2 separate regions of the Homo sapiens genome follow, and region 2 is linked to region 1. A link is an interaction called in ENCODE POLR2A ChIA-PET data of the cell type or tissue named here. Cell type or tissue: Caco-2. All regions are shown on one strand. Links, peaks and the distances in the headings refer to the core of each region. The heading gives the core; the rest is flanking DNA.

Region 1 (15,155 bases), core at 3,272-11,271:
AGAAGCTGCTGGTTCCTGTGTGGATCACTGACAAAGAGCTGGAGAACGTGGCTTCCTTCCGCTCCTGGAAGCGGATTCCCGTGGTTGTGTATAGGTGAGGCAGTGGGGCTGGGAAGTAGGGAGGCCATTTCTTATGCAACAAGGAAAGAGTCAAAATTGGAGATTTTGGGTAACCTGGTTGACTGAGAATTGACACTCTATGGGGAAGTATGAAATAACTTTAAAACAAAAACTATCTTAGTTTTTTCTCCTAAGAATAAGGCTATTAGGGAGTTTATTCATTCCCCCCCTTTTTTTAGAGTGTGTGTGTGTGTGTGTGTGTGTGTGTGTGTGTGTATAAAATAGTACATTATTTTATACACACATTAGTACAGGGGTTGGCAAACTGGCCTGCAGACAAAATCTGGCTTATAGCCTATTATATAAAACGGCTTGTAAGCTGTGAGTGGTTTTTACATTTTTAAAGGGCTATTTTTAAAAAAAGCAAAGAAGAATACATGACAGAAACTGGTTGTGACCCACAAGGCCAAAAATTGTTGTCTGGTTTTTTACTGAAAATGTTTGCTGATCCCTGCACTAGAATATTGTAGCTAAAATAGAGTGAGACAGGAAGTAACCCTGAAGTTTGGAATTGTTCCTATTCTTGGCTCAGCCAGGCCTTGTTCTCCTGCTGGGTGTCTGTACCTGGAGCAGTTGCTGTGCAGATTTGATGAGTCAAGGTCACCTTGGACATACAGAGCCCATTTGAGAAAGTATGTGTGATGGTGCTTTGTAAACGGTGAAGCCTGCTAGTGACGTTGGGGCTTTTGGTTGCTGTTATGGCCTGGATGAGTTGGTAGCCCCTGCTGGCTCTAGAGACTTTGGTCTAACCCCCTGAGGTAGGCCTCTGGAGGCTTCGAATGCCAAGGGCATTACGGTTTCTTCTGTTTTGTCAGACACTTGCGCAATGGGGCTGCCATCGCCCGCTGCAGCCAGCCAGAGATCAGCTGGTGGGGCTGGCGCAATGCTGATGATGAGTACCTGGTCACGTCCATTGCTAAAGCCTGTGCCCTGGACCCGGGGACAAGGGCCACTGGGGGCTCCCTCAGCACCGGGAATAATGATACCAGCGAGGCGTGTGATGCTGACTTTGGTAAGGTGTGGATGATGCTAACCCCCCAGGGAGCAGGCCCCCTCCTTGGCTTCATTGGCTCCCAGGGAGTCCCCAGTGAGAGTCTGGGAAGATGACAACACACGGGGTGCTGGGGTCCCTGCCTTGTCAGAAGCTGTGGGGTATGAGGGGTCTCTAGTTGCATGTTCTGCCTTCTGAGAGGGAGTGCCAGAGGGCCAGCAAGAGGTTGGGTGGCTGGCTGACTCAGGGACTCCTTCCTGCTGTGTGTTTAGATTCTTCTCTGACTGCGTGCTCTGGAGTGGAGAGCACAGCAGCTCCTCAAAAGCTGCTGATCCTGGATGCGCGATCCTACACGGCAGCAGTGGCCAACCGGGCCAAGGGTGGAGGCTGTGAATGTGAAGGTATTGCTGTTATCCCAGTGTCTGCAGCCAGCCTGTGCTCTGGGTGGCTTTGGTGAGGAGGGGGTTGGGGGCCATTTGTATAGTGGAAAGAGCCCAAACAAACCTGGCTTGTAATCACAACTTTGCTACCTACTAGCTATGGCTATGACTATGCTGAAGTTGCTTAATCTGTCCAAGCTTTATTTTCTCTTCTATAAGAAGGGGATGTTACACACTTTGCAAAATTGTTGGGATGATTAGAAGTTGCATATGTAGGCTGGGCCCAGTGGCTCATGCCTGTAATCCCAGTACTTTGGGAGGCAGAGGCAGGCGGATGGCTTGAGCTCAGGAGTTTGAGACCAGCCTGGGCAACATGGTGAAACCCTGCCTCTATCAAAAATACAAACCATTAGCTGGGCATGATGGTGCATGCCTGTGGCCCCATCCCAGCCACTTGGGAGGCTGAGGCATGAGAATCGCTTGCATCTGGGACGCAGAGGTTGCAGTGAGCTGATATCATGCCACTGCACCTCTAGCCTGGGTGACCATGAGACCCTGTCTTAAAAAAGAAAAAGAAGTTGTATATATAAAATTATTGCCACAGAGCAGCTACTATTTATTGAGAATTGATTATATATTGTCTTTCTAAGTACTGCTATCATTTGTCATTACTGTTACTATTATTAATATATGGCACCTGAGTCTCCAGAGATACAAGTGTGATTCAGATTTCAAGACTGTATTTAGTTCCTATCCTGGAGTGCTCTGCCCTGCCAGGAAAGCTTTGTCCACCAGGACCACTCTTGTCCTGGATGCCTGTTTCCAGGACGTGCTTTTTTTGTTTGTTTGTTTGTTTTGAGACGGAGTCTCGCTCTGTCGCCCAGGCTGGAGTGCAATGTGCCATCTCAGCTCACTGCAACCTCCATCTCCCAGGTTCAAGCAATTCTCCTGCCTCAGTCTCCCGAGTAGCTGGGATTACAAGTGCCTACCACTATGGCCAGCTAATTTTTATATTTTTAGTAGAGATGGGGTTTCACTGTGTTAGTCAGGCTGTTCTTGAACTCCTGACCTCAGGTGATCCAACCGCTTCAGCCTCCCAAAGTGCTGGGATTACAGGTGTGAGCCACCGCGCCCGGCCTAGGACGTGCTTTTATGTCCCACTCTCCTGTCATGTCTACAGAGTACTATCCCAACTGTGAGGTCGTGTTCATGGGAATGGCCAACATCCATGCCATCCGGAACAGCTTTCAGTACCTCCGGGCTGTGTGTAGCCAGATGCCGGATCCTAGCAAGTAGGTGTTCCCTACTTGGATTCCTTCCAGTCTCATTCCTTACCCAGTACCTCTTATTCTTGGAAGATTAGATGGGGAGATGAGAAGTTTGGAGAGCAGGAGACCTGAGGGCCTGGGTGGAGTTGGGTGCCGTGGGCTAGTTCCAAGAACCCTTCCACTTCTCAGCCAACACTTTGGCGTGGTCACAGGACATGGATTCCTTTCGTTTGGATCAGTTGTTCTACTCAAAGAACACAGAGAACTGGGGAGAGGAAATGGCTGAGTGTGCATGTGATGCTTCTCAGTTCCTCTTTTGAGCTTCAGATGCTTTTATCTGCTGTAGGTCCTGTCTTCCCTACCTTCCTGCTAGATACCTCTTGTCCAAAAGGCCCTGGGTTGTACCTCTTGGTTTCAGTTCTCAATGGGGACTTTGTTGGGTGGGGCTGGCTGTGGATGGTGGAGAGACTGCTGTGGCCTCAGCACCCTTTGTGACCGACTTGATGTCTGCTTTTGTGTAGCTGGTTGTCGGCACTGGAGAGTACCAAATGGCTGCAGCACTTGTCGGTGATGCTAAAAGCAGCTGTGCTGGTGGCTAATACAGTAGACCGGGAAGGCCGGCCTGTGCTGGTACACTGCTCAGATGGCTGGGACCGCACACCGCAGATCGTAGCCCTGGCCAAAATATTACTGGACCCATATTACAGGACGTTGGAGGTATTGAGAGGAATTCGGTGGGAAAACCAGAAGGAATGTGGCAGGAGGGAAGGTGTTGAGCCCTCTGGATCTGTCCTGGGGATCTTTCAGTAGAGGACATTGGTGGCTCTTTTTTTCTTTTTTTTTCCAACTCCCAAAGGCTTGGAAAATTGGTGGCTTTGAGTCCTCTTCTAGGTCCAGTCCTATTTTTCTTTGAAGCTGCCAGCTTCCTGCTTTGGGCAGTTCCCAGGGGAGTAGCACATCAGCATTTCCAGAGAGGCCCTATGTTTGAACAGTTTCTTTTTTTGCAGGGCTTCCAAGTGTTAGTGGAGTCTGACTGGCTGGATTTTGGGCACAAGTTTGGAGATCGCTGTGGCCACCAAGAGAATGTGGAGGACCAAAACGAACAATGCCCTGTGTTCCTCCAGTGGCTTGATTCTGTTCATCAGTTGCTTAAGCAGTTCCCCTGCCTGTTTGAATTTAATGAAGCATTCCTGGTAAGTCCTAAGGCCTGTGACAACAGGGATGGGGGGAATGACAGCCCGAGGCCCCCAGGTGCAAGCTCTCTCTGCTTTCTAGGTAAAACTGGTGCAACACACATACTCCTGCCTCTACGGCACCTTCCTGGCCAACAACCCCTGTGAGCGAGAGAAGCGCAACATCTACAAGCGGACCTGCTCTGTGTGGGCGCTCCTTCGAGCTGGCAATAAAAACTTTCATAACTTCCTCTACACACCCAGCTCAGACATGGTGAGTCTGAGCCCTTTTCCTGTAGGTGCTATTTAGAAACCTATAGGGAGAAGCAGCTGAGTCAGTAGGGAAAATGTAGAGTCAAGGGCTTAGGGAAAGAAAAAGGACAAGGAACTCTTGACAAAGCACTAGTATTGGGCTGCTTCCCTAGGTCCTGCATCCTGTTTGTCATGTCCGGGCCCTGCACCTCTGGACAGCTGTTTATCTGCCAGCATCATCTCCATGCACACTTGGGGAAGAAAACATGGATCTTTACCTTTCCCCAGTGGCCCAGAGCCAGGAGTTCTCTGGCCGCTCTCTGGACAGGTAAGAAAAGCCCTTCTTCCTTTCTCCTCTCTCCACTAGGAAGGCAGTAACTGTTTCCCATCTCATCTAAATGTTCTCTTTCTTTCTTTTTTTTGAGACGGAATCTCACTTTGTCGCCCAGGGTGGAGTGCCAGTGGTGCAATCTTGGCTCACTGCAACCTCCACTTCCCGGGTTCAACTGATTCTCCTGCCCCAGCCTCCCGAGTAGCTTGGATTACAGGCACCGACCACCACGCCCAGCCAATTTTTTGTATTTTTAGTAGAGATGGGGTTTCACCATGTTGGCCAGGCTGGTCTCAAACTCCTGACCTCAAATGATCCACCTGCCTCGGCCTCCCAAAGTGATGGGATTACAGGCGTGAGCCACCGTGCCCGGCCTCTTTCTGAGGTATTTAAAAGCAACTTCTTGAGTCATTTGCAGGAAAAACTTGGCCAAGACTTGTAGCTAGCCTGGAGTGCACTCTGTGTGTTTTCAAGGTCCTCTGAAGATAAGGTTGGATACTTTCTTTCCTGGAGGAGCTGCTATCACTCTGTATGATATACCCAAGCAGGGGAGAGAACAAAACAGAAAGGACTGTTTTAGGAAGGTTTGTGGGAATGGTCTTGATTTTTGTTCACTGGTACAGGGCATGGGGAGCTTGCTATATTAGTAGCAACCTTTGTTGTGTCCAGCATTAGCTTCCAGAAACATCTGACTCTCAGGGAAATGGGTTCCCAGCAGGAGGATGGCCTTATATTACTCCCTCAGAAAAAGGCCAGAATTTAAAAGGGAGACATAAAATTAGGTATCTTCTGGCTCAATGTTTGGGGAGAAGTGAGATGATGTTGGTTAATTTATGAGAGTAATACCTATTTCTTGTTTTAAAAAAATAGTCAATATAAAAGTAGAAAATGAAAATCTTCCCTTATGATCCTTGTCCCCACAGGTGTCCACTGCTAACATTTGGTACGTGTCTTTCCAAATGTTTATCTCTACATAGGTAAATCCACACTCACGCTTTCATATGGAAACATTTTTTATAAACAAAATCAGAATATTTTTACATACGCTTTTTACTTTTTTGCATATTCTGCAAATTGTTTTTCCCGCTTTGTATTAGGTTGTCTTCTCATGACAGCACATCTAAATTCCCTTTCTTGTTTTTATTGGCTTCAGAGTAGTCCACAATTTATATAACCAGATTCCTACTCATCATTTAGGTAATTTCCATTTTTTTTTTTTTTATCATTACAGGGAGTGCTTTACATCCTTATATGTGTAGCTTTTTAAAAATTTGTAAATTACAGGCTGGGCACGGTGGCTCATGCCTGTAATCCCAGCACTTTGGGAGGCCGAGGCAGGTGGATCACTTGAGGTCAGGAGTTCAAGGCCAGCCTGGCCAACATGGTGAAACCCTGTCTCTACTAAAAATACAAAAATTAGCCGGGCATGGTGGCAGGCACCTGTAATCCCATCTACTCAGGAGGCTGAGGCATAAGAATCGCTTGAATCTGGGGGGGTGGAGATTGCAGTAAGCCAAGATCACGCCACGCACTCCAGCCTGGGCAATAGAGTGAGACTCCATCTCAAAAAAAAAAAAAAAAAATTGTAAAATACACATGCTATTTACCATCTACACCATTTTTAAGTACATAGTTTAGTAGGGTTACTTTGTGTGTTTTTTTTTTGTTTTGTTTTTTTGTTTTTGACAGAGTTTCGCTCTGTTGCCCAGGCTGGACTGCAGTGGCACAATCTCAGCTCACTGCAACCTCTGCCTCCCGGGTTCAGGTGATTCTCCTGCCCCAGCCTCTCGAGTAGCTGGGATTACAGGCATGCGCCACCATGCCCAGCTAATTTTTGTATTTGTAGTAGAGACGGGGTTTTACCATGTTGGTCACACTGGTCTTGAACTCCTGACCTCAAGTTATCCACCATCTCGGCCTCCCAAAGTGTTGGGATTACAGGTGTGAGCTCCTGCGCCTGGCCAGTAGGGTTACTTTGTATGCATATTTTTGCATTTGTGCTAGTATTTTTGAATGAAAATACTGTGCTCAAAGGATATATATACATATATACGCGTATATATATATACACATATATGTATATATATCCGTATACATATATACATGTATACGTATATACATAGACATATACATATATGTGTGTATATATGTATACTATATATATACACACATATATACATATATACGTGTATATATGTGTATATATATCTCAAATTTTGATATTTGTTTATTGGCTGAGAGCTTTTTTGTTTTTTAGAGACAGGGTCTTGTTCTGTCACTCAGGCTGGGTGCAGTGGCACAATTATAGTAACCTCAAACTCCTGACCTCAGGTAATCCTTCTGTTTCAGCCTCCCAGGTAGCTAATTAGCTCATTAGGCATGTGCCAATTTTTATTTTTTGTAGAGACGGGTCTGTTGCCCAGGTTAGTCTTAAATTCCTGGCGTCGAGTGATCTTCCTGCCTTGGCCTCCCAAAACACTGGAATTACAGGTGTGAGCCACCATGCCCAGCCTGGCTGAAAGTTTTTAAAGTTAAAATATAACATATGTTATTGGTTGAATATTATAAAGGAAAACAAAAAGCCCAGCATCCCAAATTATTGGTTTTAGGGTCTTTTGAACTAAGTCATTGTGAGGGGACCGTGATAGGTTTCAGGATTTCAGTGATTTTTTTTTTCCTTCCCCAAACTATGCAGAATTTGGCTACAGGTTCATAGGTTTACTTTTCCTGGGAGAGGGGCCATAACTTTTAATCAAATTTTTAATAAGCTCTGTGACCCATTTAATAATCATTTCATTAACTTAGTATCTGATTTATCAATTCAACAAATGTTTCTTTAATACCTACAAGTTGCGTATTACTGTACTAGGTTTTGTGGGCTACAGCAAAGAAATAGAAGATATTGGTTCTACTTTCAAGATAATTTTAAGCTGTAAGATAAGACACAGAACAACTAGAGAGAGCAATTCTTTTTTTTTTTTTTTTTTTTTTTTGAGACAGAATCTCGCTCTGTCACCGGTTGGAGTGCAGTGGCGCAATCTTGGCTCACTGCAACCTCCGCCTCCCGGGTTCAAGTGATTCTTCTGTCTCAGCCTCCCGAGTATCTGGGACTACAGGTGCCCACCACCACACCTGGCTAGTTTTTTGTATTTTTAGTAGAGACGGGGTTTCACCATGTTGGCCAGGATGGTCTCGATCTCTTGACCTCGTAATCTACCCGCCTCGGCCTCCCAAAGTGCTGGGATTACCAGACCCGGCCAACTAGAGAACAATTCTAAGTCAACATCTAAGCAGATAAGAATGTGTGTAGTTCAGGCTGGGTGCAGTGGCTCATGCCTGTAATCCCAGCACTTTGGGAGGCCAAGGTGCGCAGATTGCTTGAGCCCAGGAGTTTGAGACCAACCTGGGCAACATGGTAGAACCCCACCTCTACAAAAAATGCAAAAATTAGCCAGGCATGGTGGCGTGCGCCTGTGGTCCCAGCTACTTGGAGGGCTGACGTAGGAGGATTGTTTGCTCCCAGCAGGTTGAGGCTGCAGTGAGCTGTGATCATGCCATTGCACTCCAGCCTGGGTGACACAGCGAGACCTTGTCTCAAAAAAACAAATGTGTGTAGTTCAAAGCTTTAGAGAAATGATGTGTTTTTTAAAAGGGTCACTTGGTGGCTGTTTTACTCAGGAAATTTTCATGAAGGACCAGACAAGAACTGTGGGTCTTTTTGTGTTCTGTGTATCTGGCTTAGAACCTGGCACGTAATAAGTAAATTTAAATAAATTTACTAAAGTAAAAATTTACTTAAAACTGGACAAATGGCTGGGCGTGGTGGCTCATGCTTGTAATCCCAGCACTTTGGGAGGCCGAGGCGGGCGGATCATGAGGTCAGGAGATCAAGACCATCCTGGCTAACACGGTGAAACCCCGTCTCTACTAAAAATACAAAAAAAAAAAAAATTAGCCGGGCGTGGTGGCAGGCGCCTGTAGTCCCAGCTACTCTGGAGGCTGAGGCAGGAGAATGGTATGAACCTGGGAAGGCGGAGTTTGCAGTGAGCAGAGATCGCGCCACTGCACTCCAGCCCGGGCAACAGAGTGAGACTGTCTCAAAAAAAAAAAAAACTGGACAAATGAATGAAATAAAGGGAGTTGTGAGCTCAGTAACAAGGTTAGTGGAGAGGGGTCCAAAGCAAGTGGATACATGAGAGGTAGGGTTTTCTCGCTCCATTGCCCAGCTGGAGTGCAGTCACATGATCTTCTCAGCTCACTCCGCCCACCGGGTTCAAGTGATTCTTCTGCCTCAGCCTCCCGAGTAACTGGGATTACAGGTGTGTGCCACTACACCTGGCTAATTTTTGTATTTTTAGTAGAGACGGGGTTTCGCCATGTTGGCCAAGCTGGTCTCGAACTCCTGACCTCAAGTGATCCGCTCACCTTGGCCTCCCAAAGTGCTAGGATTATAGGTGTGAGCCACTGCACCTGGGTGAGAGGTAGTTTTTTTTTTTTTAAAAAAAAAAGAAGTTCTGTGGCTGGCAGGGGTTGAGAAGGGGCTATTTTAAGGAATAGTGGAAATATAGGACAGGTCATTGAGGGCATTGAAGGCTTTAAACATTACAGTGAAGAGTTTATTTTGATTCAGTTGTCAATAGGAAGTCATTGTAGGAAGTTACTGTGGTCTGCTGACAGTGGGATCCTTGGAGAACTAATCAGTGAGTACAGGGTAGCTGGAGGCACAGAGACCAGCCAGCACTGCTGTAGTAGTTCAGATATGAGGGGAAGAGTCCCTGGCAAAGAGAAAGGATTAAATTCAGAAGCACTGTAGAGAACCATTGGCAGGCTACAGAATTGAAAGTTGGAGAGTAGAAGTGAAAAGTACTTTGGGTCCCAAGTATCTGAGCTTAAAAAGTAGGAGAATATTAGTACCACTAATAGACATTGAAAGGTCGAGAAGACCAGCCAGTTTGGGGAGAAAGCGGAGATACAGGGAAATTGGGATTGAAATATTAGTTGACAGCAAAGAAGGAGGTGTGTTGTAGGCAGCTCAAGATGGAGAGTAGATTTCGAGAAATAATTGGTATAAAGATTTTAAAGGAAATGGTCTCTGTAACAACTGACCTGACTTACCTTTGATTCTACCTTTCCCTAGATCAAAAATGTCCTTCTTCTTCTCCTTCTTCTCCCCCTCCTCCCCCTCCTCCCCCCTCCTCCCCCCTCCTCCCCCGCTTCTCCTTCTCCTTCTCCTCCTCCTTCTTCTTCTTCTTCCATTAAAGTCATAAACACATTCTTCTATACCCATCTCAAATCCTACCCTCTCTCTGTAGCCTTCCTTGACCTCCTAGCTGGATGAGCTCTCTCTCCTTGTTGTAAACTCAGGTATTATTATCTCTGTCAACATTGCTGACTAACCTTTGGTACACATAGAATGAGTTGTGGAGGATGGCAGAATGTTGTTATTTGAATTTGGATGAAGAGCACATGGAAGTTAATTATATTCTTCTTTTTGTTGTTGTTTGAGACAGAGTCTTGCTCTGTCACCCAGGCTGGAATATAGTGGTGCGATCTCGGCTCACTGCAACCTCTGCCTCTTGCCTCCCAGGTTCAAGCGATTCTCATGCCTCAGCCTCCCAAGTAGGAGCTGGGTTTACAGGCATGCACCACCATGCCCAGCTAGTTTTTGTATTTTTAGTAGAGATGGGATTTCACCATGTTGGCCAGGCTGGTCTTGGACTTGTGGCCTCGAGAGATCTGCCTGCCTTGACCTCCCAAAGTGTTGAGATTATAGGCATGAGCCACTGTGCCCAGCATATTCTTTACTTCTTTTGTATGCTTGAAAGTTTCCATAATAAAAAATAAAATGAAAGAAGTCAGCTGTGGCACTTAAAAGAATACAGATCCCTAGGCCCCACTCTTGGCCATTCTTATTCAGTAGGTCTTGGGTGGACCCTGGTTGTCTGGATGTCTAAGAAGATCCACTAAGATGCCTGATGTGTATCACACATTCAATTGGCACCTAGCAGTGGAAACCTCATGTTGTATTTTGAGCTCATTCATTCATTTCTCAAGTCATTTGCCCCTGGTACTGTGCTAGGCGCTGGGGATTCAAATAAGACAGAGTCCTGCCTTCAGGACACTTCAGTAGAGGGAGTTAAACAAGTAAACAATAAAGTGCAATAATGTGTTATAGGAAGCACTGAGCAATGTGCTTTGATGTGGATTCTTTTGTTTAATCTTCATAATAGCTTTAAGAGCTAGGTACTTTACCTTTATTCCATAGATGAGGGATCTGAGGCGTAGAGAAGTTAAAGTCACACAGCAAAGATGTTGTTAAATTGGGATTTGAACCCTGCCTATGGGACTCCAGGAACTATAATGATAACCACTGTTATTGCCTTCCTGGAATTTCGTACCATTAAAAAAATCAAAATTCGTCACAAAAGGTATATCAAGTATGTATAAAACATTTGTTTTAAGTTTCAAAAACCGATTACTTAAAATAAGCTGCGTTGTAACTGCCTTTGGGGAATTTTTCCGCATAGGCTGAACTGACTGAGCCATCTAAAAATAGGAGGCCAGTGAAGCCTCTACTGTTTCCCTGGTGAATTTCACTCAAGTTTTCATTGCTCTAAGGACTTTGAACTGCATTAATAATCAGGATGGTCACTCTTGAAAATGTCCCTTAACCTATCTGGTATATATGAATGCCTCTAGAACTCTGAGTGCTATATACTAGGGGAAGTTTCATGGGGCCTTGGGAAGCAGAGGAGCACACTGCTGCTAAGTGGTTATCAAGAGCAGTGTTGAGGGAGTTGTGTTGTCTTAATAAAGTTTGTGGTTATTATGTTTGTGGTTGGTTGCCTGTATTTTGAATTCTCATAGCATCTCTACAAGGTATGATTTATTATCATCATTGTATAAAGGGAGAAACCAAGTATCTGAGAGGTTAATTTACTTATTTGTAGTCATGTAGCTAATTAGCGTCAGAGCCAATATTGTCTAGCTCCAAAACCCATCTTCTTTCTGTTTTACTGTGATGGAGGCAGTGGGATATTGGGTTTGAGTCTCAGGTATAGTCCTAGCTGGAACAGTAGATTCAGAAGGCATTGGCATAGAAGGCAGCTGAAACCACTGTAGTGGTTGAGATTGCCCAGGGAGACTGGTAGGTTGAGTGCTGACAAAAGCTGAGGATAGATTTTTGGGTTCCGGAGGACACGGTCCATGTCTCATGCTTTTTTTACAGAGTAAACTTTCAGTGAACATTGGTTATTTGTGATCTTAAGGGTCCTTATTTCTAAACTTAAGTGTTCTTAAGTGTCATTATTTCTAAACTCTGGCTTTGATATTGCTCCATTGATTCAGTTCCATATATTGTATTGCAAGTGCCCATCTCCTGACCTGGAGGTGTTATATTTGTCTTTCCAGATTACCTAAAACCAGATCCATGGATGATCTTCTTTCTGCCTGTGACACAAGCAGCCCCCTGACTCGTACATCCAGTGACCCTAACCTGAATAACCACTGTCAGGAGGTCAGGGTAGGCCTGGAGCCCTGGCACAGCAATCCTGAGGGATCAGAGACAAGCTTTGTGGACTCTGGGGTAGGAGGGCCTCAGCAAACTGTAGGAGAAGTGGGTCTTCCTCCTCCTCTGCCCAGCAGCCAGAAAGACTACTTGAGCAATAAACCTTTCAAGAGTCACAAAAGCTGTTCTCCAAGTTACAAACTGCTTAATACCGCAGTGCCTCGGGAAATGAAGAGCAACACCTCTGATCCTGAGATCAAAGTCCTAGAAGAGACTAAGGGACCAGCTCCAGACCCTTCTGCCCAGGATGAGCTGGGTAGGACTTTAGATGGCATAGGGGAGCCACCTGAACATTGTCCTGAAACAGAAGCTGTCAGTGCACTCTCCAAGGTCATTTCTAACAAGTGTGATGGAGTTTGTAATTTTCCTGAGTCTTCCCAGAACTCTCCTACAGGTACGCCCCAACAGGCCCAGCCAGACTCCATGCTAGGTGTGCCCTCCAAGTGTGTTCTTGATCACAGCCTCAGCACCGTTTGCAACCCACCGAGTGCTGCCTGCCAAACTCCTCTAGACCCAAGCACTGACTTCCTCAACCAAGATCCCTCAGGGTCTGTGGCAAGTATCTCCCACCAGGAACAACTGAGTTCTGTGCCGGATCTGACCCATGGGGAGGAAGACATTGGTAAAAGAGGAAATAATAGGAATGGGCAGTTATTGGAAAATCCTCGCTTTGGGAAAATGCCATTGGAATTGGTCCGGAAGCCAATTTCTCAGAGCCAGATCAGTGAGTTCTCTTTTCTAGGGTCCAACTGGGACAGCTTCCAAGGGATGGTGACTTCATTCCCAAGTGGGGAGGCCACCCCTCGGCGGCTGCTTTCCTATGGCTGTTGTAGCAAGAGGCCAAACAGTAAGCAGATGCGGGCCACAGGGCCCTGCTTTGGGGGCCAGTGGGCTCAGAGAGAAGGTGTGAAGTCACCTGTCTGTTCTAGTCATTCCAATGGACATTGTACTGGCCCAGGAGGAAAGAACCAGATGTGGTTGTCCAGTCATCCAAAGCAAGTCTCTAGCACAAAGCCCGTTCCACTGAACTGCCCTTCTCCAGTGCCTCCTCTGTATTTGGATGATGATGGACTCCCCTTTCCCACGGATGTGATCCAGCATAGGTTACGGCAAATCGAAGCAGGGTACAAACAAGAGGTGGAGCAGCTACGTCGACAGGTGCGTGAGCTTCAGATGAGGCTGGACATCCGTCACTGCTGTGCCCCTCCAGCAGAGCCCCCCATGGACTATGAGGATGATTTTGTAAGTAGTCACCAACTGCCATACACCCATTATTTACTCTGTTCATCCAGCCTTCCCTCCATTCAGCATTTATTCGTTGGGTACTTGCTGTGTGCCACTGAGTTAGGTGCCTGGGCTATAGGATGAAAAACAAGTAAGCAATTAGAATGATGTTTTTAAGTGCTATGATTGAGGAGGCATCAGGTGTTAGAGGGCTGGAGTGGAGTGAAACGTCAAGGAAGACTTTCTTGAGAAGGTAATGCTTGAGCTGAGTGCTGAAGAATGTGTGATACTTAGCCAGGTAGACAGTGAAAACAAAACACCATTTGCAGAAGCGTAGTGGCAATAGATACTCCAATGATATGGCTTAAAAAGATGGGACATGCGAGTATATATGTGTACATGCATGCATACACGCTTACACTGGGGCTATGAGAGACAGTCAAATAGGGTGGTGGGAGGTGACATTGGAGAATTAGGTGGAGATTACAAGGGTCAGGTTGAGTGCCCTTCTTGTTTGGATTTTACCCTTAAGGCAATAAAATTTTAGGCCAGTGCACAATATGATCAGAGTTGTAGTTTAAGAAAATGACTCTTGCAACAATGTACAATTTTTTTTTTTTTTTTTTTTTGAGACGGAGTCTCGCTCTGTCACCCAGGCTGGAGTGCAGTCGTGCAATCTCAGCTCACTGCAACCTCCGCCCTCCCGGGTTCACGCCATTCTCCTGCCTCAGCCTCCTGAGTAGCTGGGACTACAGGCGCCCGCCACCATGCCCAGCTAATTTTTTTTTTTTGTATTTTTAGTAGAGATGGGGTCTCACTGTGTTAGCCAGGATGGTCTCGATCCCCTGACCTCATGATCCGCCCACCTCGGCCTCCCAAAGTGCTGGGATTACAGGCGTGAGCCACTGCGCCCGGCCCAACAGTGTACAATTTTAATGAGGCAGTTGAGACCCAGATTGGGAGGCTGGTAAGGTCATTTTGGAATAATCCAGGTGAGAGATGAAGACTATAGGCTGTGCAGTGTTGGGCAGCCTCAGGTTCTGGCACCATAGTCCTTGGGGAGCTTCTAGGAGCCAGCTTCCTCTCCATGGTATCTTGCCATTTACACAGACACTTTCCTTCCTTCTGTTAAGGTGCTCCCCACTTGCCTGCTTCTCACTTCTCTGGTGCTTTAAACAGGAGTCAGCAAACTTTTTTTTTTTTTGTAAAAGGCCAAATAATAACTATTTTAGGTTTTGTGGGCCATACCGTCTATGTTGCAACTACTCAGCTCTGCTATTGTGCAAAAGCAGCCGTAGCCAGGCACTGTGGCTCACGCCTGTAGTCTTAGGACTTTGTGAGGCCGAGGTAGGTGGATTGCTTTAGCCAAGAAGTTTGAGACCAGCCTAGGCAACATGGTGAAACCCCATCTCTACAAAAATTACAAAAAATTAGCTGGACATGGTGGTGGACGCCTGTGGTCCCAACTACTCAGGAGGCTGAGGTGGGAGGATCTCTTGAGTCCAGGATGTTGAGGCTACAGCGAGCCGTGATCATGCTGCTGCATTCCAGCCTGGGCAAAAGAGCGAGACCTTGTCTCAAAAACAAAACAAAAAGCAGCCATAGACAGTAAGTAAATGAATGAATGCAGCTGTGTTCCAGCAAAACCTGATTTACAAAAACAGGCAGTGGGCTAGTTTGGCCTGTGGGCCATAGCTTGCCAACCCCTGGTTTAGAACATAACAAGAGTCTTTCTATGCTGTGGTGTAGCATATCGGTAAGAGTGTAAATCTGAAGCTACAATACTAGGTTCAAATCCCAGCTTTACTACGTATCAGCTCTTTCTCTGTGGCTTCATTTTCTTATTTGTA
Region 2 (15,155 bases), core at 2,701-10,700, 180 kb before region 1:
CTTTACCTTCTTCCTTTTCCTCTTTCCCATTTGCTTCCTATACTCCTGCTACTTTGGCCTTTTCTTAGTTCCTTGTGTGTGCTAGACCTCATCCCTCAACAGTGTTTGCATATGTCTATAATATTACCTCTCCCTCCTTCACCTAATTAACTACTATTTATCTGTCAAATCTGACATTCTTTTTTTTTTTTTTTGACACCGAGTCTTACTCTGCTGCCCAGGCTGGAGTGCGGTGGTGTGATCTCGGCTCACTGCAACCTCCACCTCCCACGTTCAAGCGATTGTCCTGCCTCAGCCTCCTGAGTAGCTGGGATTACAGGTGTGCACCACCACACTCAGCTAATTTTTGTATTTTTTTAGTAGAGACGGTGTTTCACCATGTTGGCCAGGCTGATCTTGAACTCCTGACCTCAGGTGATCCACCCACCTCGGCCTCCCAACGTGCTTCAAAACAGGTCCTTCAAAACTAGGCCAAATCTAATGTATTCAATTTTTGTATTCTGACTTTGGTAACATGTTTAGAAGGTCTATACAAAATTATAAATGGATTTTTCATTCGTATTATTTCTACATATGGTTTAGATCTACATTTGAATCTTTTTTAATTTTTAATTTTATTTTCTAACCATCCATTCCTTCAACATTTGACTATTTATATGATTTTTTGGGGGACTGAGTTTTGCTCTGTCACCTAGGCATGATTTCTGCTTGCTGCAACCTCTGTCTTGAGGGTTCAAGCAATTCTTATGCCACAGCCTCTTGAGTAGCTGAGATTACAGGTGTGAGACACCACGCCCAGCTAATTTTTGTATTTTTTAGTGGAGACAGGGTTTTGCCATATTGGCCAGGCTGATCTCGAACTCCTGACCTCAGGTGATCTGCCCACCTCTGCCTCCCTATTAATCTATATGAGTTTTTAAAAAATAAGTGGTAGGAGGAAGAAAGCTTTTTATTTATTTATTTATTTATTTATTTATTTATTTATTTATTTATTTATTTGAGACAGGGTCTCACTGTCGCCCAGGCTGGAGTGCAGTGGCACGATCTTCTCACTGCCACCACTGCCTCCCTGGTTCAAGTGATTCTCCTGCCTCAGCCTCCAGAGTAGCTGGGAACAGGCACGTGTCACCATGCCCGGCTAATATGGAAGCAATTTTTTTTTTTTTTGGGACGGAGTTTCGCTCTTGTTGCCCAGGCTGGAGTGCAATGGTGTGATCTCAGCTCACTCCAACCTCCGCCTCCCGTGTTCAAGCGATTCTCCTGTATCAGCCTCCCAGATAGCTGGGATTACAGGCACCCACCACCATGCCTCACTAATTTTTGTATTTTTAGTAGAGATGGGGTTTCATCATATTGGTCAGGCTGGTCTCATGCTCCTGACCTCAGGTGATCCACCCGCCAAGGCCTCCCAAAGTGCTGGGATTATAGGCTCACGTGAGTCACCATGCCGGGCGGAAGCATTTTTTTTTCTTTCCAGTTGTGACCTAATTTTCTGAGCAGTCTTTGAAATAATCAGTTCCTTCCCCTTCTATATGAAATGTTACCTTTATCGTATACTTTTATATATGTAGGTCCTATCGCTCTGTAGCCAGGCTGGAGTGCAGTGGCACCATCTCGGCTCACTGCAACCTCCGTCTCTCGGGTTCAAGCAGTTCTTCTGCCTCAGCCTCCCGAGTAGCTGGGATGACAGGGATGCACCACCACGCCCAGCTAATTTTTGTATTTTTAGTAGAGATGGGGTTTCATCATGTTGGCCAGGATAGTCTTGATATCTTGACCTTGTGATCCGCCCGCCTCAGCCTCCCAAAGTGCTGGGATTACAGGCGGGAACCACTCCACCTGACCAAGTCTCTCTTTTTTTTTTTTTGAGCTGGAGTCTTGCTCTGTCGCCCAGGCTGGAGTGCAGTGGCGCAGTCTCAGCTCACTGCAGACCCCGCCTTCCGGGTTCAAGCAATTCTCCTGCCTCAGCCTCCCGAGTAGCTGGGATTACGGGCGTGAGCCACTATGCCTGGCTAATTTTTGTATTTTTAGTAGAGACAGGTTTTCACCATGTTGACCAGGCTGGTCTTGAACTCCTGACCTCAGGTTATCCGCCTGCCTCAGCCTCCCAAAGTGCTGGGATTACAGGCGTAAACCACCGCACCTGGCCAATTCTGTCTCTTTTTAAATAATCTACTAGATTCAGTTTATAAAGATTTTATATGTTTACTTATGTTAGTATTTAACAAACATATATTTCCTTTTTTTTTTGGGGGGGGGGATGGAGTCTTGCTTTGTCACTCAGGCTGGAGTGCAGTGGTGTGATCTCAGCTCACTGCAACCTCCGCCTCCCAGGTTCGAGCAATTCTCCTGCCTCAGCCTCCGGAGTAGCTGGGATTACAGACACGTGCCACCATGCCCAGCTAATTTTTGTATCTTTAGTAGAGATGGGGTTTTGCTATGTTGCCCAGGCTGGTCTTGAACTCTTGACCTCAAGTGATTCACCCGCCTCAGCCTCCCAAACTGCTGGGATTACAGGCGTGAGCCACCGTGCTCAGCCTTTCCTCATTTTTGTCTTTTTTTTTTTTTTTTTTTTTTGAGACAGACTCTCGCACTGTCGCCCAGGCTGGAGTGCAATGGCGCGATCTCGACACATTGCAACCTTGGCCTCTCAAAGTGCTGGGATTGTAGGTGTTAGCCACCGCATCCAGCTCCTCATTTTTTTCTAATCAAAGAAATGAGGCTCTTCTCAAAGGATATTAAGGTATGCAGGACCTCTGTGAGGATTATAACAGTAACATTTTTCTTAACTTGCTTAGAGTTACAAGGCAGTGGAGGACAGACATCTTTTTGCCTAAGGCTGACTCCCTTGAACAGATATTTTGATAACTAGGCCAATAGCAATGAAATTTTTGTGAAACATTGAAACTGGGACTTGTGAGGATTCATGAGCCACTTAAGACTCTGTAGGCTGGGCAGCCGGGCATGGTGGCTCACGCCTATAATCCCAGCACTTTGGGAAGCTGAGGTGGGCCTGTAAATTATCAACATTTTGTTTTGTGAAATAAAACACACTTTGAAATCTGGTTGGAGGAGTGGTCGTGGTGGCTCACACCTGTAATCCCAGTACTTTGGGAGGTTGAGGCAGGTGGATCATTTGGGGTCAGGAGTTCGAGACCAGCCTCGCCAACATGGCAAAAACCCATCTCTACTAAAAATACAAAAACTAGCCGGGCATGGTGGCATGTGCTTGTAATTCCAGCTACTCAGGAGGCTGAGGCAGGAGAACCGCTTGAACCTGGGAGGCAGATGTGGCAGTGAGCTGAGATGGCACCACTGCACTCTAGCCTGGACGACAGAGTAAGACTCTGTCACAAAAAAAAAAAAAGAAAGACTCTGTGGCCTGGGCATGGTGGTTCCATGCCTCTAATCCCAACTGTCTGGGAGGCGGAGACGGGTCAATTGCTTGAGCCCAGGAGTTTGAGCCCAGCCTGGGCAACATGGTGAAACTCCCTCTCTACAAAAAATACAAAAGTTAGCCAGACATGGTAGTGTGTGCCTGTAGTCCCAGCTACTCAGGAGGCTCACTTGACCCCTGGGGGTCAAGGCTGCAGTGAGCTGTGATGGTGCCACTGCACTCTAGCCTGAAGAAGGCACTGCTAGTCACAAATCTTCTGAAACTGGCATTTTGGTTGTAAGAATTGTTTGGTGGTAATGGCAGTATAGTTCACATACATTACCTTTTCCCTTACATGAGTTGTTCCACCAGATTTCTTTTTTCTTTTCTTTTTTTTTGTTTTTTTGTTTGAGACAAGAGTTTCCTGCTGTCACCCAGGCTGGAGTGCAATGGCATGATCTTAGCTCACTGCAACCTCTGCCTTTCAGGTTCAAGCGATTCTCCTTCATCAGCCTCCTGGGTAGCTGGGATTACAGATGCACACCACCAGATATTTTTGTATTTTTAGTAGAGACAAGGTTTCACCATGTTTGCCAGGCTGGTCTCGAACTCCTGGCCTCAAATGATCCACCTGCCTCGGCCTCCCACAGTACTGGGATTACAGGTGTGAGCCACTGCGACCAGCCCTCCAACCAGATTTCAAAGTGTGTTTTATTTCACAAAACAAAATGTTGACAATTTATAGAGCATACATATACATATGTGTGTATGTATATATATATTACATAATACTTCTTTGAAAAGGAAAGTATATAAAAATAAAACTGATAGACTGTCAGAACATCAGACTTGAGAACAAGTGTCTGGTTGCATCACAGAATCCCCTACCTCCTTGTCCCAATATTCTTTTTCTCCCCATCTAAGACACCTCTATGTTCTCAGTTGTTGCTTGTTTAGCAAGATTTTTATTTTCATTTTTATTTATTTATCATTAGAGATGGAGTTTCGATCTTGTTGCTCAGGCTGGAGTGCAATGGCACAGTCTCGGCTCACTGCAGCCTGGGTTCAGGCGATTCTCCTGTCTCAGCCTCCCGAGTACCCAGGTGCCCACCAGCATGCCCGGCTAATTTATTTTTAGTAGAGAGGGTTTCGCCATGTTGGCCAGGCTGGTCTTGAACTCCTGACCTCAGGTGATCCACCCACCTCAGCCTCCCAAAGTGCTGGGATTACAGGTGTGAGCCACTGCACCTGGCCCAAGATTTTTAAAACAGCATTATTTCTTCCTTTTGTAAAGATGGAAAACCGTGAGCTTGAAGTCAGTGACAAGGAAAAAAAAGTTATAAACTCTGGCTAATTTATTTTGGCAGAAGAGAAGATACCAGAAGAGTCCTTCTGTAAAATAAAAGATGTGGGATATTAGGGTGGTTCTAGTGTGATCTTGGAAAGACAATTGAAGAACACTGTTAACTCTGAAACTCCAATTCTAATTTGTTTTTTTGGTTTTTGTGGGGTTTTTTTGAGACAGAGTCTTGCTCTGTCGCCCAGGCTAGAGTGCAGCGGCGTGATCTCAGCTCATTGCAACCTCCATCTCCTAGGTTCAAGAGGTTCTCCTGCCTCTTGAGTAGCTGGGATTACAGGTGCCTGCCACCATGCCCAGCTGATTTTTGTATTTTTATTAGAGATAGGGTTTTACCATGTTGGCCAGGCTGGTCTCGAATTCCTGACCTCAAGTGATCTGCCCGCATTGGCCTCCCAAAGGGCTGGGATTACAGGCAGGAGTCACAGCGTCCGGCCTGCTTCATTCAAAATTAGAATTAGCGTTTGTGCAATTGATCTTTCAAGTAAGATTGATCATTTGCTGCATGTTTGAAAGACAGCATTTTGTATGTAAGCATGACACTTTGGACTGGTAGGTAACCTATACAGAGATTGGATTTTCAGATATGTAGACTGGATTTTCAGAAATAATTTTACCAAATTTCATGTTTTCAAACTTACTCAGGTTACGTGTATAGCAGCTTGTTTAACTGCGCAAGAAAGCCGTGCGCGCCTGTTTTTGCAGCTGCTGGGGAAGACTGAAACAGGAAAATCCCCTGAGGCCAGAAGTTCGATAACTACTGTACCCCAGCCTGGGCAACAAAGCAAGACTTTGTCTCTGGGGGGAAAAAAAAAGAAAAAAGACACCATAGTGGCATCATTAGTGCCAAACCCTTAAAGGCAGGAGCTAGTTTACGTTATTTACCTTTTAATCTGTAGAGCATTTTTAAGTTTTATTTCAGTCGTGTCACCAAGCATACTAGGAAAGGACATACTGAATGAGATCATCCAAAGGGGTGTGGAGTATGTAGATAAGCGCAGTGACTGCTGGCTATTTGCACCCTAGGCTTATATTTCTTAAGATTTTGAATAGCCAGATATTAAAAATACAGGTGCTGGGTTATTGTAGTTTGGAAAATATCTTTATTCCAGAAATTAGGGGGTCTAAAGAGCACATGAGAAAAATGATCCTATATTTAGAGTGGTTTGAATCTAAGGGTGAACTCTCAGGCAGCGCTGGGGACTCATACTTAACTGGCAAGGGAAATAACATGATCATTAAAGGTGGATTTTTCAGGGTGAGGTTTGTCTCTTGCATTGTGGATGTGCTGACCCCTGTGGTTTTCTACAAATGTGGGAAACTTAATTGCATAATTTGTGGTAGTGGGGACTATGTTGGTTCTCTCCCCTGATCTGGCTTGTTTATAAAAGGCGTACGTTGTATCTTTGCTTCGTAGGTTTTCCTGTGTTATATTGTAACCTCCTGTTTTGGAATAGCGAGAGATTGATGCCTTCTAATGGTCATTTTTTTCTCCACACACGCTTTTGGTCTCACACCCCTCGTGGTTGGTGTTGTCATTGAGTACTACAGTGATTTGCCATTACAATCAGAAGTACGCAGTTGAATACCTTTGGCGGCTCTAAGGGAGTGTTACCTTCACATTTTCCTTGTTTGTAGCCCTTTCCTTTTCAAAGCTAACAATTTAGCATCTTCTGACTTTTCTTCTGTCTTTATATCTTTTTGTGGACCTCCAGAGTCCTTCTGTTTTTTTTCTTTTCTTGGAGACGGCGTTTCGCTCTTGTAGCCCAGGCTGGAGTACAATGGCGCAATCTCAGCTCACAGCAACCTCAGCCTCAAGGGTTCAAGGGATTCTCCTGCCTCAGCCTCTTGAGTAGCTGGGATTACAGGCACACGCCACCACGCCTTGCTAATGTTTGTATTTTTAGTAGAGACGGGGTTTCACCATGTTGGCCAGGCTGGTCTCGCACTCCTAACCTCAGGTGATTTACCTGCCTCGGCCTCCCAAAGTGCTGGGATTACAGGTGTGAGCCACGGCGCCTGGCTCCAGTGTCCTTCTCTTTTATTATTATTATTATTATTATTATTATTATTATTATACTTTAAGTTCTAGGGTACATGTGCACAACGTGCAGGTTTGTTACATATGTATACATGTGCCATGTTGGTTTGCTGCACCCATTAACTCGTCATTTACATTAGGTATGTCTCCTAATGCTATCCCTCCCCGTTTCCCCCATCCTATGACAGACCCTGGTGTATGATGTTCCCCACCCCGTGTTCAAGTGTTCTCATTGTTCAATTCCCACCTATGAGTGAGAACATACGGTGTTTGGTTTTCTGTCCTTGCAAAGTTTGCTCAGAATGATGGTTTCCAGCTTCATCCATGTCCCTACAAAGGACATGAACTCATCCTTTTTTATGGCTGCATAGTGTTCCGTGGTGTATATGTGCCACGTTTTCTTAATCCATTCTATCATTGATGGACATTTGGGTTGGTTCCAAGTCTTTGCTATTGTGAATAGTGCTGCAATAAGCATACACGTGCATGTGTCTTTATAGTAGCATGATTTATAATCCTTTGGGTATATACCCAGTAATGGGATTGCTGGATCAAATGGTATTTCTAGTTCTAGATCCTTGAGGAATCGCCACACTGTCTTCCAGTGTCCTTCCCTTAAGGACCCTGTGATTACATTAGGCCCATCTGGATAAGCTTTTCATCTTAAATCAATCACATCTAAAAACTTCCCTTTTTTTTCCCCCTTGAGTTGGAGTCTCGCTCTGTCGCCCAGGCTGGAGTGCAGTGGCACCATATCTGCTCACTGCAACCTCTGCCTACCAGGTTCAAGCAATTCTCCTGCCTCAGCCTCCCGAATAGCTGGGCTTACAGGCACCCGCCACCATGCCAGGCTAATTTTTGTATTTTTAGTAGAGATGGGGTTTCACCATGTTGGCCAGGCTGGTCTTGAACTCCTGACCTCGTGATCTGCCTGCCTTGGCCTCCCAAAGTGTTGGGATTACAGGCGTGAGCCACCGTGCCCAGCCATTTCTGGCTCTTAAACTTTGGAAAAGTCTTTATCTTGTAAGTAGCAGGCTAGAACTTGTGCAAGAAGAGTGACCCTATGTGAAGAGTGTTTTGAATCTGAGGGTGAGATGTCAGGCAACAACCATGCCTTCCACTTTACCGGGCAGGGAAGATACCCTGACCACAAAGGTGGTTTTCCCAGGGCAAGGTTCACTCATTGCATTCTGTGTTTGCTGGCCCCTGTGATTTCCCCAAATGTGGGATACTCAACTGCATAATTTGTGGTAGTGGGCGACTGTGTTCACACTTTCCCCTGTGTTATTCTTTGTCAAATGGGAAGTAGCCAATGTGATTGTCTGTGGCCGTGTTTGGCTTCTCCTTGCTTGTTTCTTGTGAACTGTGTCTTTAAATTTCCATGGAAGTGAGAAGCTGTACTACTATTTAGTTTGTGATAGTAACAGGCTTCCTTGGTGTTTTTTCTTGGCTGTGTTCCCTTAATCCAGCATAAACTTTGTACACAATGAGTACCACATATATGTTGGCTGAGTCAAATGAACTGGAAATCAAACTCAGGAAGGATTTCCTTTAAGCATTTTTATTTTTAGAGACAGGGTCTTGCTCTTGTCTCCCAGACTGGAGTACAGTGGTGCTCAATCATGGCTCAAAGCAGCCTTGACCTCCTGGACTCAGTCCTTCTGCCTCAGCCTTCCAAGTAGCTGTACAGGCATGTGCCACCACGGCTGGCTAATTTTTTTTTTTTTTTTTTTTTTGAGACGGAGTTTCCCTCTTGTTGCCCAGGCTGGAGTGCAATGGTTTGATCTCGGCTCCCAGCACCCTCCACCTCCTGAGTTCAAGCGATTCTCCTGCCTCAGCCTCCTGAGTAGCTGGGATTACAGGCACCCGCCACAACACCTGGCTACTTTTTTGTATTTTTTAGTAGAGACGGGGTTTCGCCATGCTGGCCAGACTGGCCTCAGGTGATCTGCCTGCCTCGTCCTCCCAAAGTACTGGGATTACAGGCGTGAGCCACCCCACCTGGTCAGCTGGCTAATTTTAAAAGAACTTTTTGTAGCATAGGGTCTCGCTATGTTGCCCAGGCTGGTCTCGAACTCTTGGCCTCAAGTGATCCTCCCACCTCGGCCTCTCAAGGTGCTGGGATTACAAAAATGAGTACCATACCTGGCCCCTAAAGGATTTTAACCTGCTCTTAACAATGACTATAGAATTGAAATTCATTCATTGCATTCTAAAATGACTACTTTGAATGATCACCTTTAGGTTCTGACATAGTAGTTTGTTGGTTTTGTTTTGTTTTGTTTTCTTTTGTTTGAGATGGAGTTTCACTCTTATTGCTCAGTCTGGAGTGCAATGGCATGATCTTGGCTCACTGCAACCTCTGCCTCCCAGGTTCAAGTGATTCTCTTGCCTCAGCCTCCCGAGTAGCTGAGATTACAGACGCCTGCCACCACGCCTGGGTTTTTTTGTGTTTTTTTTTGTTTTTTTGGTTTTTTTTGAGATGGATTTTCTCTCTTGTTGCCCAAGCTGGAGTGCAATGCTGTGATCTTGGCTTACTGCAACCTCTGCCCCCAGGGTTCAAGTGATTCTCCTGCCTCAACCTCCTGAGTAGCTGGGATTACAGGCACCTGCCACCACGCCTGGCTAATTTTCTTATTTTTAGTAGAGATGGGGTTTCACCATTTTGGCCAGGCTGGGCTTGAACTCCTGATCTCAGGTGATCTGCCTGCGTCAGCCTTCCAAAGTGCTGGGATCACAGGCGTGAGCAACTGCACCTGGCCGACTAATTTTTATGTTTTAGTAGAGAGGGTTTCACCATGTTGGTCAGGCTGGTCTCGAACTCGTGACTTCAGGTGATCCATTAACCTCAGCCTCCCAACGTGCTGGGATATACATGTGTGAGCCACGGCACCTGGCCCATAGTAGTTTTAAAAAGGGAAAAGCTTACATACTACTATGATATATCAATTTAAAAATGCAAAAAGTCCAGACTCAGTGGCTCGTGCTTGTAATCACCGTACCTTTGGAGGCCCAGGCGACAGAACAAGAACCTGTCTCTAAAAATTAAAAACATGTTTAAAGGAAATCCTTTTGGAAATGCTTCCTGAGTTTGATTTCCAGTTCATTCAATTCAGCCAATATATAATGGGGTACTTATTGTAAACAAAGCTTATTCTGGGTGAGGGGAATGCAGATACCCTTGGAACATAGTCCTTGTCATAATCAGGAGTCTGTCTGGGGAAGGGAGATGGGGAAACCATCTGTTAATATTATACCATACAATTCACCCATTTAAAAGATAGTTTGATTTTTAGAAAGAGCCAGAGATTGTCTGGAGACTTTTTTATGTGAACATAACCCCAATATTGTATTGTCTTCATTATAAAACAAAAGATGACACTTAGAACTGGATATCATTTGGCCCTTTCTCTTCTCATCTCCTCTCACTTCAAAATGCTTACATCTCTTAATACCCAGCATTCTCTTTGTTCTGCAGTTGGGCTCAACACACTCAAGGCTTGGCACAATCTTCTTTGTAGTTTTAGCTTTTTTCGGGAAAATCAACTAGTTTGCCCACCCATAGCCAGATACTTGTCATTTTGATTCTAGCAATCATAGTGAGGGTGAAGTGGTATTTCATGGTGATTTTGATTTGTATTACCCTGATGGCTAAGAATATTGAACATATTTTCGTGTGCTTATTGGCTATTTGCATCTTTTTTTTTTTTTGGAGATGGTTTCCCTGTGTCATCCAGGCTGGAGTGCAATGGCACAATGTCAGCTCACTGCAACTTCCACCTCCCAGGCTCAAGTGATTCTCATGCCTCAGCCTCCCAAGAAGCTGGGGTTATAGGCATGTGCTACCATGCCCAGCTAATTTTTGTGTTTTTTGTAGAGATGGGGTTTCGTCATGTTGGCCAGGCTGGTCTCAAACTCCTGGCTTCAAGTGATGCACCCCCCCTCAGCCTCCCACAGTGCTGGGATTACAGGTGTGAGCCACCGTGCCCGGCCTACCTGCCTTTTTTTTTTTTTTTCCAAAGGCCTCATCGAAGATAAATCTTTTTTTTTTTTTAACCACTTTATTGAAGGATAATTGACATACTATACTTGTGCTTTTGATGTCATATGTAAGAAATCATTCCCTAATTGGAGGTCAGGAAGATTTACATCTATGTTTTCTTCTTAGTGTTTCTATTCGTTTTTTGAGATGGATTCTCACTCTGTCACCCAGGCTGGAGTGCAGGGGCAGGATCTCGGCTCACTGCAACCTCCGCCTCCCAGGTTCAAGCGATTCTTGTGCCTCTCCGTCTCGAGTAGCTGGGATTACAGGCCTGAGCCACCATGCTCAGCTAATTTTTGTATTTTTAGTAGAGACGGGGTTTCGCCACGTTGGCCAGGCTGGTTGTGAACTCCTGACCTCAAGTGATCTGTCCACCTTGGCCTCCTGTAGTGCTAGGATTACAGGCGTGAGCCACTGCGCCTGGCCGGACTTTCATCATAAATAAGTTATTCTCACTCCTGTGAAAAGGATGTGGGTTCAATAGGATTAGTTTGTGGTTCTCAATTCTGTCAAATCAAGGGTTTCCTTTTTTTTTTTTGAGACAGAGTCTTGCTCTGTCGCCCAGGCTGGAGTGCAGTGGTGCGATCTCGGCTCACTGCAACCTCCACCTCCCTGGTTCAAGCAATTCCCCTGCCTTAGCCTCCCGAGTAGCTGGGATTATAGGCGCATGCCACCACACCCAGCTAAATTTTTTGTAGTTTTAGTAGAGATGGGGTTTCACCATGTTGGCCAGACTGGTCTTGAACTCCTGATCTCAGGCAATCTGCCCGCCTTGGCCTCCCAAAGTGCCAGGATTACAGGTGGGAGACACCGCACCCGGCCCAGGGTTTCCTTTTATAAGAACTAGTAACATTCCATTTACTACCTTGAAGATGTTTGTAGAAAATATAAACTACATATAGTTACCCCACAGATAATATGTCCTAACTATAATATGAAGGAGAGAAGCCACGTGGGGTGGCTCACGTCTATAATCCCAGGACTTTGGGAGGGTGGGAGGATCGCCTGAGCCAAGAAGTTTGAGACCAAGCTGGGCAACATGGCTTAACCCCAACTGTAGAAAAACAAAAAAAAGATTGAAAAAATTAGCTGGGCATGGTGGTGCATGCCTGTGGTCCCAGCTACTCGGGAGGGTGAGGTGGGAGGATCACCTGAGCCCAAGAGGTTGAGGATGCAGTGAGCTGAAATTGCGTGACTGCATTCCAACCAGCCTGGGTTACAGAACAAGACCCTGTCTCAAAAACAAAACAATACAAATATAAAGGAGAGAGAAAAATAAGTTACAATACAATTATTTATTTATTTATTTATTTATTTATTTATTTATTTTTGAGATGGAGTCTCACTCTGTCGTGTAGGCTGGAGTGCAGTGGCGTGATCTCGGCTCACTGCAACCTTTGCCTCCTGGGTTCAACCGATTTTCCTGCCTCAGCCTCCTGAGTAGCTGGGACTACAGGTGTGCACCACTACGCCTGGCTAATTTTTTATATTTGTTATTTTTTTTTTATGGTTTCGCCATATTGGCCAGGCTGGTCTTGAACTCCTGACCTTATAATCCACCCACCTCGGCCTTCCAAAGTGCTGGGAATACAGGCATAAGCTACCGCGCCCTGCCCTACAATACAATATTTTAATATGTAAAGGCTTGGCATGACTACCCAGGGAAACAAAAACATCCCCTCAGAGTTTCAAAATTTCCCTTTGGGAGTGGCTCCACTGTCATGGAGAACCACTCAATTGTAAGAAATTTTTTTTAAAAAAAGTATGTATAAAAGGAATGCCGGCTGAGCGTGGTGGCTCATGCCTGTAATCCCAGCACTTTGGGAGTTCGAGGCTAGCAGATCACTTGAGGTCAGGAGTTCAAGACCAGCCTGGCCAACATGGAGAAACCCCATCTCTACTAAAAATACAAAAATTAGTCAGGCATGGTGGCACGCATCTGTAATCCCAGCTACTCAGGAGGCTGAAGCAGGAGAATCGCTTGAACCCAGGAGGCAAAGGTTGCAGTAAGCCGAGATCACACCATTGCACTCCAGCCCGGGTGACAGAGCGAGACTCCATCTCAAAACAAACAAAGAAAAAAAGGAATGCCGACTGGGTATGGTGGCTCACAGTTGTAATCCCAGCACTTTGGGTGGCCAAGGAGTTCGAGGCCAGCCTGGCCAACATGGTGAAACCCCGTCTCTACTAAAAATACAAAAAATAAAAAAACATTAGCTGGGCCTGGTGGCGCGTGCCTATAATCCCAGCTACTCGGGAGGCTGAGGCAAGAGAATCATTTGAACCTGGGAGGCAGAGGTTGCAGCAAGCTGAGATTGCACCTCTGCACTGCAGCCTGGGTGATAGAGCGAGACTCTGTCTCAAAAAAAGGAATGCCAAGTAGCAGTGAGGATGTAGTTGCAGTTTGCATAAATTTGGAGTATTTGGAGTAAGAGTGCTGGAAGATTCTGCAACTTTTTTTCTCCAGCAGTGCTGGGGAAATGGGAGTAGAGGAGATGACTGTTGATTGGCTCTAGGACCAGTTAGAGCAGGGGATTCCAACCCCCTGGAAGGAGCATGGTACCAGTTGGTGGCCTGTTAGGAACTAGGCCGCACAGCAGGAGGTGATGTCATTACTGCCTGAGCACCTCCTCCTGTTAGATCAGCAGCCACATTAGATTCTCATAGGAGCGTGAAACCTATTGTGAACTGAGCATGCCAGGGATCTAGGTTGCACACTCCTTATGAGAACCTAACTAATGCCTGATGAGCTGAGGTGGAACAGTTTCATCCTGAAACCATTCCCACCCACCCCCTGTTATCCGTGGAGAAATGGAAAATTGTCTTCCATGAAACTGGTCCCTGGTGCCAAAAAGTTTGGGAGCCTCTAAGATAGAGGAAATACGCTGTGCTGCAGCATGAAGTAGGTGAGAGATGGGGCTAGGGGCCTAGTGAGTGAAATGGCGTGGAAAGTCTAAAGGATTAGATGAATTGAGGGATGAGCTTCTCTGGCAGTGAGTAGACCTGAGGTCCAGGGAAGGCTTTTGTAAGCTCAAAACATGTAAAATGGTGAGAAAATAGAACAAGAAAACGAGTTTTTAAAATATATTTCTGATCTAGCAAAAAGAGAAATCCACAGAGACCCAGAGAAAGAAACAAATCCAGAAAGGAAAGGCAGGGATGGACCCTGTCTATTTCCTAAGGACATTGGCCATCCTTAGAAGCTCTGGGGCTGGCTTTTAATGGACCACAGGCAGGAGACAAAGCTTGGGGCCTGAGCTGGGTGGGAGGTCTGACTAGAGAGTCCCTCCTCATTCTATAAAGCTGCGACCCCAGGAGAAGAACACTCTCAGTTCTGAGGAATGCCCCCTCCCCAAGAGAAAGATGTTAGAGATATGTGCTGGTCTCAGCCTCAGCCTGAGAATGGGAAGGGGCAGAGAAATCTTCACCACTATCTCACATTCACAGTCCCTCAAAATGGGCCAGAATTCATACTGCTATGTGTATATGTTAGGGGATGGCACAAAAAGTTACTTTAGCCTGGCTTGGTGATGTCCCCCAGCACCAGGCAGAAACAAAAGAAACCCTCTCTAGTCTATTCATTTCTCAAAATGAAACTACAATAATTGAAATAATAATCTTAGTGAATGGGTTAAGCAGCAGACACTGCCAAAGACAGAATTAGTGAAGACAGATCTGAAAAATTACCCAGGATGTAGCTCAAAGAAATATAGAGATGGGAAAATGCAAGAAAGTTTCAAAGAGATAGAGAATAGAATGAGAGGGTCAAGATAAATGCAATGAGAGTTCCAGAAGGTGGAGTGGAAGCAATATTTGGACATGTAATGGTAATCAGTGTCCCAATTGTATATATTTATTGTGTACACGTTGTTTTGAAGTATTATACATTGTGGAATGGCTACAGGGAGCTAATTAATATATGCATTACTGTATGTACTTCTATCATTTTATTGTGGTAAAGATGCTTAACATATGCTTTCAGGAATTTTCAAGAATATATTAAGTATAGTCACTTTTTTTTTTTTTTTTTTTTTTTTTTTTAAGAGGGAGTCTCACTCTGTCGCCCAGGCTGGAGTGTAGTGGCGCAATCTTGACTCACTGCAACCTCCACCTCCCGGGTTCAAGCAATTATCCTGCCTCAGCCTCTCAAGTAGCTGGGATTACAGGTGCCTGCCACCACACCCAGCTAATTTTTGTATTTTTAGTAGAGATGGGTTTCTCCATATTGGCCAGGCTGGTCTCAAACACCTGACCTCAAGTGATCTACCCACTTCAGCCTCCCAAAGTGCTGGGATTACAAGCGTGAGCCACGGCTCCTGGCTGAATTTAGTTTCTTGGT

The links. Peaks named below come from ENCODE experiments on the same cell type or tissue, not always from the same donor. Only the 100,000 strongest peaks of a DNase experiment are listed, where the experiment ranks them.
Region 2: POLR2A ChIA-PET joins it to region 1 with 13 read pairs; 9 of 35 experiments call an interaction of 5 or more read pairs at or near these places.

Annotation. Positions count from the first base shown.
Region 1 is chr17:58,493,100-58,508,254 of GRCh38, reverse strand. MTMR4 (myotubularin related protein 4) reads left to right here. Exons shown (of 18, transcript NM_001378067.1): 7 at 1-94; 8 at 936-1,132; 9 at 1,384-1,512; 10 at 2,672-2,783; 11 at 3,281-3,476; 12 at 3,767-3,952; 13 at 4,035-4,205; 14 at 4,357-4,511; 15 at 11,925-13,323. Among named protein-coding and RNA genes, the nearest start is that of HSF5, 12 kb to the right of the region's middle. In Caco-2, for the core only: no CTCF peak of the experiment used is centred there; no DNase peak of the experiment used is centred there.
Region 2 is chr17:58,670,475-58,685,629 of GRCh38, reverse strand. The region is part of intron 1 of TEX14 (testis expressed 14, intercellular bridge forming factor); the gene reads left to right. All of the region lies in intron 1 of IGBP1C (IGBP1 family member C), which reads left to right. It also overlaps the pseudogene RNU1-52P and the pseudogene RNVU1-34. Among named protein-coding and RNA genes, the nearest start is that of IGBP1C, 14 kb to the left of the region's middle. In Caco-2, for the core only: no CTCF peak of the experiment used is centred there; DNase peaks (open chromatin) are centred at 5,721 and 6,149.